3 separate regions of the Homo sapiens genome follow, and regions 2 and 3 are each linked to region 1. Evidence: chromatin contacts called from ENCODE Hi-C or POLR2A ChIA-PET data. All regions are on one chromosome and are shown on one strand. The core of a region is the stretch at or near the end of the contact, and the rest is flanking DNA. Distances in the headings are between cores, read along the strand shown.

Evidence for each region. Hi-C counts contacts between places; a loop is a spot of excess contacts on that map. ChIA-PET counts read pairs that join two places held with the same protein, here RNA polymerase II (POLR2A). Pooled maps may share reads with other maps.
Region 2: a loop to region 1 is called in a map of OCI-LY7, with 3 times the contacts of the local background. The contact joins two enhancer-like sites. A Hi-C loop is called at or near these places in 31 of 168 maps with a recorded cell type or tissue (B cell, CD4-positive, alpha-beta T cell, CD4-positive, alpha-beta memory T cell and 17 more), 21 of 37 single-sample maps with no recorded cell type and 29 of 50 pooled maps. POLR2A ChIA-PET finds 5 or more read pairs at or near these places in 2 of 52 experiments (B cell and CD4-positive, alpha-beta memory T cell).
Region 3: a map with no recorded cell type shows a loop between it and region 1 (5-fold over the local background). The contact joins the promoter of CAPN14 here to the enhancer-like site in region 1. A Hi-C loop is called at or near these places in 2 of 37 single-sample maps with no recorded cell type and 4 of 50 pooled maps. POLR2A ChIA-PET finds 5 or more read pairs at or near these places in 1 of 52 experiments (GM12878).

The regions. Positions count from the first base shown.
Region 1 is chr2:30,711,776-30,714,475 of GRCh38, reverse strand. No RefSeq gene overlaps it. Among named protein-coding and RNA genes, the nearest start is that of CAPN13, 94 kb to the left of the region's middle. Within about 2 kb of position 1,420, at least 2 of the 41 ENCODE cell types and tissues checked have a DNase peak (open chromatin) inside an H3K27ac peak, as active enhancers do.
Region 2 is chr2:30,336,384-30,339,083 of GRCh38, reverse strand. No RefSeq gene overlaps it. Among named protein-coding and RNA genes, the nearest start is that of LINC01936, 8.9 kb to the left of the region's middle. RefSeq lists enhancers at 1,025-1,264, 1,645-1,834, 2,695-2,700. Within about 2 kb of position 1,348, at least 9 of the 41 ENCODE cell types and tissues checked have a DNase peak (open chromatin) inside an H3K27ac peak, as active enhancers do.
Region 3 is chr2:31,216,252-31,218,951 of GRCh38, reverse strand. It overlaps CAPN14 (calpain 14), which reads left to right and starts at 1,437. Exons shown (of 22, transcript NM_001145122.2): 1 at 1,437-1,496.

The DNA of each region.
Region 1 (2,700 bases), core at 171-2,670:
CTTCTTTAGCCTGGGAGTTGCTGCTTCTTTTATGATGCTTGTGACAATGAAAATTAAAAACCCCTTTCACCTACCTGAGGTTGGCGGTTAAGCCAGCGTTCACATGTTTTGGGGAGGTTAAAAAAAAAAAAAAAAAAAAAAAAAAAAAAAAAAAAAAAAAAATCTGGCCACTGTGCAGCCGCAGATAATGGTGCGACAGTGACACCTAGTGGTCATCTCCACTAATTACTGCTCAGCCCTGCTGCTCAGCACTGCAAGCCAGGAGTTTGCCGGAAGTCAGGCCCTCCCTATGGCTAAATTGGCAACATTAACCCATAGTGTGAGTAGGGCAGGGCCTCGGTTGTAATCTTAGTCTTGCAACTGCCTCTCTGTCTGACCTTAGTCAGCTTCTCCAATTGTGGGTTTGGCCTGACCCCTAAAGTCCTTCCTTCTAATTCCCTTGTTCTCTGAGACCCTGCCATGGCTTATGACTTATAGTTGGGAGTCCTAGGCCCAGGTGGAGAGCAGGATATCCATACCAGGTAGGAGCAGCTCTAGGACCCCAGGGTCCAGCACTGGGACCCTGGGGTTCCACCCAGGATGATTATGCACATCCCTGTCCACACATTCAGTTCCACGCAGCCGCGAGGCAGGACCACACAGCCAGGCCATCAACCATGGATGTTACAGCCAAGGGCTGCCTCCATTTCAGCTGCCAAGGTAGGAGAAAGTAACAAAACCAGCCAGAGAGAAGCCTGGGGGAGCTGACTTTCTATTGGTGGCAGGGGGCAGTTCACCTGGTTTTGCCCACTTTGTGCAACAGAATCTTGCCCTCTTGCTGGGGTCTGTAGGGTTCAGATATCTCTAAAGAACAATGCAGATGGGTTCTTCTTAGCACATTTTACTGCCTATATGTACACCCCACAAACTACAAAGGGTGGAAAGGGAAGCTATGGGTTGAGGCTTTAGAACCTCCCCCACAGGTCACAAGTGCTCACGGTTTAACATGGCTGGGGACATAGTGGCTGAGCTTGTTGAGTCTTTCCTGAGTTCCACATTATTCTTTTTTTTTTAGATGGAGTCTCGCTCTGTCACCCAGGCTGGAGTGCAGTGGCGCGATCTCGGCTCACTGCAAGCTCCGCCACCTGGGTTCACGCCATTCTCCTGCCTCAGCCTCCCGAGTAGCTGGGACTACAGGTGCTGGGCTTTCTGCCACTTGAATCCTGTTTCTTATCACCCGTGTTTGGTCTGTGTTTATGAGTCTTTCTCCAAATGTCATCTGTCCGTACTGCATGGTTTCTACAGAAGACCTTGGTGCCTTCCAATATGCCCACCACTAAAATGCTGGGTGAGGCTTTGCTGATTTCCTCACCCTTACTCCTCATGGTTTTCCCCAGACCATGACCAGGAAGTATGCAATGGTCACACTCTGCGAGCCCTCAAAGGAGGAAGTCATTTGTTCAAGTTGGGGTTGCAAACTCCAGAGCTGCCATAGTTTCTGGCGGTGTGTGGTAATTTTCCCTTGTCATTAAATGACATATGTAAAAATGCTTTTCTGGGCCAGGTGCGGTGGTTCACACCTGTAATCCCAGCACTTTTGGAGGCTGAGGCTGGCAGATTGCTTGAAGTCAGGAGTTCGAGACCAGCCTGACCAACATGGTGAAACCCCGTCTCTACTAAAATATGAAAATTATCTAGGTGTGGCAACATAGCTTGTAATCCCAGCTACTTGGGAAGCTGAGGCAAGAGAATTGCTTGAAACCAGGAGGCAGAGGTTGCAGTGAGCCGAGATCGCACCACCGCACTCCAGCCTGGGCAACAGAGCAAGACTCAAAAAAAAAAAAAAAAAAAAGCTTTTCTGGAGGTGGAGAGAAGGTGAACTATTATTTTAAAACACCTACTATATAACAGACAGAGTCCAGTCAGGAGACAAAAATCACACCAGCAATTTGAATAAGGAAAATGTAATATAAAAAATTATAGGCCGGGCATGGTAGCTCATGCCATAATCCCAGCATTTTGGGAGGCTGAAGCAGGTGGATCACCTGAGGTCAGGAGTTCGAGACCAGCCTGCCCAATATGGTGAAACCCCGTTTCTACTAAAAATACAAAGATTAGCCGGGTGTGGTAGCGGGTCGCTGTAATCCCAGCTACTTGGGAGGCTGAGGCAGGAGAATCACTTGAACCCAGGAGGCGGAGGTTGCAGTGAGCCAAGATCACACTACCACACTCCAGCCTAGGCAACAAGAGCAAAACTCCATCTCAGAAAAAAAATATATATATTATGAAGTAGTAAAAGGTGTTAACTTCTAAAAGGGGCAAAAGAGGACTCTAAGGAATACAGGAATAATAAGTGCAGGAAGCACTTACTATTATAGAGGTAGCCCTGCTACCTCTAGGGCTGGGAAGATTACCCAGAGGAGGAGGTTAGAGCATGGATGAGAGTCCCACCTTGAGGGAGAGAGTGTGGCTGCAGACCACTGGGCAGTGGAGAAGGTCCGGGGTGCCAGTGGACTGGAGCTGGAGTACAAGAGCCTCCTCTGCTGGATGCTGGGGAAAATCACTGGAGAAAGCGCCACTGGATTTCCCCCTGCTGGGACAATCACACTGTGGGAGAAAAAAGGCACACTAGAGCCAAGAGGAGGAGCTCGTCCTCTGCTTTACCTTGCAGTGTCCAGGAGGAGCCAGAAGGAGGAGCTGGTCCTCTGCTATACCTTGCAG
Region 2 (2,700 bases), core at 99-2,598, 380 kb after region 1:
CAAGCCATCTGCCTTTCTCTATCTCCACCAGATAGCGGGTCACCAGCATCTCTCCCATGGCTATTACAGTAGATTCCAAGAGGGTCTTCCTGCCTCCTCCCTTTCCTCTCTCCAGTTCTTTCTTTACACAGTAACCAGAGTAATCTTTCACAGTATAAATCAAGTCATGTCTCTTGGCTGCTTTAAAACCCTGCAGTGGCTTTTTACAATAAATCCGAAGTCTTTTCCATGTTCTACAAAGCCTTCCATGACCTCACTCCTGTCTTTTCCACCTCACCTTGAAACCCTCCCCTTCCTCCCTGGCCCGGCTAGCCAGCCTCATTCTTTCCTAACACACAATGCATGCTTTATTGTTTCAGGGCAGGAATTGGCAGAATACTTCCTGCTTCTGTTTTATAAATAAAGTTTTATTGGAACACAGGCATGACAGAGATTGATGGACCATGAAGCCAAAGGTATTTACTATCTGGCCCTGCACCGAATGTTTGCTGAACCCTCTTTTGGGGCCTTTGGCCTTGCCTCTGGCTCTTTTTCCAGTTTGTAGCCCAGTTGATTCCTTGACTTTCAGCTCTCAGCTTACATGTTACCCCTTCAAATGGATCATCCTTGACAACATTGCTTCAGTGGAAGTCCCTCTCTCCAACCCAAAAACACCCTTATTCTCCATCACACACTCTGCTTCTGACCTTTGTAGCATTTTCTCAATTTTAGATTACATATATATTTATTACTTTACCTGTTTACTGTCCATATCCTTCCCTGACAACTCTAAGCTCCACGAGGGTAAGGACTGTGGCTGTTTTGTTCAGTATTGCACTCCTTGCACCTCCAAGTGCCTTCTCTTGCTAATAAACCACCGGAATTCCTGCATCCAGTTGAGGCTTGATCCCTTCAGAGCGGCTCCTACTCTCCCAACCACTCCGCTAGTCTGTATACTGATCCAGCAATTCTCCGCTACTGAGGTGAGGTTGGGCACAGGTGATGCTTCCAGAGAGCAGTTGAGTGTGGAGTCTGAGCCACAGGGTTGCATTTCCTAACAATTCTCAGCCATCTGAGGAGTTGTGACACCACCTCACTGTGTGTTTGATTTTTAAAAAATGATGTTACAGGCCGGGTGTGGTGGCTGACGCCTGTAATCCCAGAATTTTGGGAGGCCGAGGTGGATGAATCACCTGAAGTCAAGAGTTTGAGACCAGCCTGGCCAACTTGGTGAAACCCTGTCTCTACTAAAAATACAAAAATTAGCTGGGCGTGGTGGTGCCTGCCTGTAATCCCAGCTACTCGGAAGACTAAGACAGGAGAATCACTTGAACCGGGAGCCGGAAGTCGCGGTGAGGCAAGATCGCACCACTGCACTCTCCAGCATGGGTGACAGAGTGAGACTCTGACTCAAAAACAAAACAAAACAAAAAAGATGTTACAATTCCCTCACTGTTCCACACATTCTAGAAAATAAAAACTGAGCACAGGGTAGCATGCATTTATCTTTCATTAAAACAACCTGAGAGTTACTTTGGGGAGCAGTAATTCTGGAGGGCTGCCGGGAGGAGGTCCCTCAGCAGCACTTGTAGTTGCCTCCTCTGCAGCCACCTTGAGCCTGTGCCACCTTCCAGGGTCCTGATTCCTTGCTAACTTCCCCAGAGCACGGGCTGGACAGGTGCAGTTGGGGCTGGGAGGCCAGGCAAGCAGCTGCAGCTCAGGGGCACTGAGGGCGCGGGCCTGGAGACCGTTCTTGGGGAACAGGCCGAAAGAAACCAGGGACATGTAAACACATCAGACTGAGACTCAGGCCCCAGAACCATTGCTTTCAGATGTACACAGGCAGTCATGGGGAGGAGATGCAGAACAGGAAGTGGTTTAGAAAGCCACTCTCTCAGCTTTACAGATGAGAAAACTACATCTAGAGAAGGGACCTACCGGGTTAAAATTAGAACGGACAAGAACACAGGTCTCTCACCATTCTCCTAGTGTGTTCTTCTAGGCTGAATCACCCAGGCTGTCCTAAGCTTCTAAGGTGTCCTCCCGGACAGTATCTAGAATGGCTGGGCACAGCTAGGATTTCTCTGGAAAGCTTCATGGAGGGGGCTTGGAAGAGCACTGGACTTGGCCTTGGGTGAAGCTAGGTTTGAACCCTGTCCTCTCAATAGCTGCAAGTCCAGGACTAATGTCCCAAACTGCTTTGAGCCTCAGTTTCACAACCGTAAACTGTGGTAAGAGTCTCTGAATTGCTGGACAGTTTTGAAGATTCAATGAAGTAAGACCCGAGTGTGCCTCAGGAGTTCCAGATACATAGCAGGCATGCAGACATTCAGTCAATATTAGTTGGATTTTGAGTAGCCAAGCTAGCAGAGGAGGGGCCGGAGCAGGAAACCGTGTATCCATGGGGTATGGTGTCTTCTATAGTAATTCCAAATGAGTTCATCAAAGGAAGAGTCCACGACAAATGGCCCTTTTCCATCCCCTCAATCCCAACCTCCCAGAATACCATGTTTCGGGTACTACAAGGATGACGGTTGCATCTCTCCAATGTCTTCAGAGGAATCAGGGTTTATACTCATAACATCTTACATCCTGGGACATAGGTTTCAGTATGACCTATGCTATTGTCTTTGGATACCTGCTTACCAAAGGCATTCCACCCTCTCTAGGCCATTTGATAAATATCCAGCGAAACAATGTTATCATTGTTGGGTGGTTCAG
Region 3 (2,700 bases), core at 188-2,687, 500 kb before region 1:
AGATCCACTGCTTCTGCTATCCTCATAACACCTTCAGACCCATGCGAGGAAGGGTGGCTATTTGGCACATGAGGCAGGGGGAAGGCTCCAAAGAGCGTTTAGCTCAGGAAGAAAGCTTTGGATTTGATTTGACAGTGGCAGGGAGACAATTCCTTGACAAAGATGAGGAGAAGTTAGTGGAACCTGACACCCTGGGACTTTAGCCCCATCTCTGCTGTTTACTGGCTGCGGTTATCTTGGGCGAGTTGCCATGCTGTGCCTCCGTTTTCTTTTTGTAGAATGTGGATAATAATAGCACTACCTCACAAAGTTGTGAAGATTCCATGAGATTCTGCATGCAATGTGCTTAGCATTGTGCTTGGCATGTCATAAGTGCTCAAAACGTGTTGGCTATTATTATCAATATTAGTTAATTTATCAGTACTAATAAAATGGGTGGAGTGATAATCACACAAAATGATTGAGTTGGAGAGATTAGAGTCAAGGCAGAGGCCAAGAAGCAGGCGGGGAGGAAGAGGACAGAGGATTTCCACAGGCAAGGGACTCTGATTCCACTGACACATATTGAGCACCTCCTGGGTACTAGGCATGGTTCTGGGTTCTGGGGATCCTAGGTGTGCAAGCGTGGAGGCAGGCAAGCTGGAACCAACTAAGCTGCTATGATGGAAATCTGTGCAAGTGGTGGTGGGAACCTAGGAGAAGGATTTGGGGGTGGGGGTGGGGAGGGAGTGAAGAAGTCTAGAGCAACCACAGGAGGGCTAAGAAATGCTTTAAGGGAAGAACAACCAGATTTGGAGCAACGGGACCCAAGGTGAACTGTGAGGAGACAACCAGTGGGAGGTCAATGTTCTGAGTCCCAGATGGCCAAAATGGGGGATTTGGAAAGTAGGTTGGGAAGGAAGAGGGAGCGATCTCAATAGCACAAATGAATCACAGATTTCCTCCTTAGCAGGAAACATCCCTGAGGGCTGCCTCAGACTCTGACAACCATAAAAGAAAACCCACAGCCACCTCTTGAAAATACTTTCCAGGCTTCTGTCAATGTTAGTTTAAACATAGGGATGTACAGGAATCTCTGTCTTGGTTCTTTGGTGTCCTGGGAGTTGTGGGGAGGTGAGCAAGCAGTATCATGTGCTCCTGCAGTGAAATGCTTTTCTAGGTCACACCTGAAAGTACCCTCCCCAGGGTTGGAAGTGAGAAGATGACTAACTCTCTCTCATTAAGGCATTACTGAAACAGGCTTTCTCTGTATGGTGTTCTAAAGAAATAATTGGATTTGTGTAATCCAGTCGCAAAGCCCTGGGTACTCCACTCCCTTCCAGAGAACACACAGTGGGGAGGAACCAAGGTCCTGGGAGGTGGGGTCGCAAATTCTTGGCTAAACACCATGTGTAGAAAGGACCCATATATAAGAGGTGGTTTCAGGCTGCATGCTTCTGACTGCACCGGGATTAGAGCTTGCCCAGGCGCTTAAAGAAGCAAAATCTCCTGTGCAGGTAAATTTCTTTAGTTCCAAGGGTGGGTCCAAGTTAGCCCAGAGGCCCTATGAGACTCTACAGGGTCTGGGTTTAGAAGGTGAGAGGATGGTATTTGCTTCTCCTGGTTTGAGCTTTGCAGGTGAGTGTATACAGAAAAAACCCTGGAGTCTGGAGATTTCAATTTTGTCCTCAGTTTTGCCATCACTTATTAGTGTGACCTTGAGGAATAGACTTCAGCCCTTTGGCCCCAATCTCCTCATTTAAAAAAAAAGATGGGAGTATCTTTGGGCCTGGGTAATTTCTGAGGTCCCTCCAGCTCTGGTTTCTCTCGAAGTCATTTGGTAGAGTTACTGATGCTGCTAGGTGCTGTCATTTCCCAGAACATAGGCCATCCCAGTTGTCTCCTGAGCCTCCTGATGAGAAGGAATCTGGGGGCAGCCAGCTTATCACTGAGGCCTTATGGGATCCTCAGAGTCAAGGAGGCCGACTGTTCTCTGTTCTGATAAGCAGTGAGGCTGGGCTGACTTCCTGTATGAAATTAGATGTGAAAAACACACTGGGACGGTGACCACACTATAAGAGTGAAATATTGCCTCAAATGATAGCTGTCAGTGTGGTGCTTGGCACGGCCCTTGCCTAGATTAGAAATCTCGAAATTGCCCTTGTCTGAGTGGTCTGCTGGCCTATGGGCACTGGAAATCACTCCTCAAAGCTCTGGAGGACTCCAGAGCGAGGTAGTCGGCTCTCAGTTCAGCTTATAACCCTCTCCTATGGAGGCACAGGGTGACAATGTTTTGGTGGGTGGTACCTAAGTGTTTCAGCCTGGGTACATCTTCCAGGCCTGATAGGGTGAGGGGTGTCTTTGACTTTCTAGGGGGAGAATTCTTGGATGAGTTAGGTACTGGCCATTTCACAGAGTGGGCACCTCATGCTGAAGAGTGAGGGCCCTTTCTAGAGTGTGAGCCTGGTCGTTGGACTGTGACTTCCTCGAGGGCAGAAATTCTGTCTAATCCATCCTGTACCCCTACCATCTAGGGCAATGCCTGGCCCATGGGGAAGCATGCAATAAAGCCTTGTTTAAATGAATTGATTCTCCCACTTTTCAAACTCCCTTGTAAATCTCTCTCCTGACCATCAAAACAAGCAGTAGAAAAGGAATGGAATTGATGTAACTATCAGTGGTATAATTGGTTTGGTGATAGATCGCTCGACCTCAAGGGTA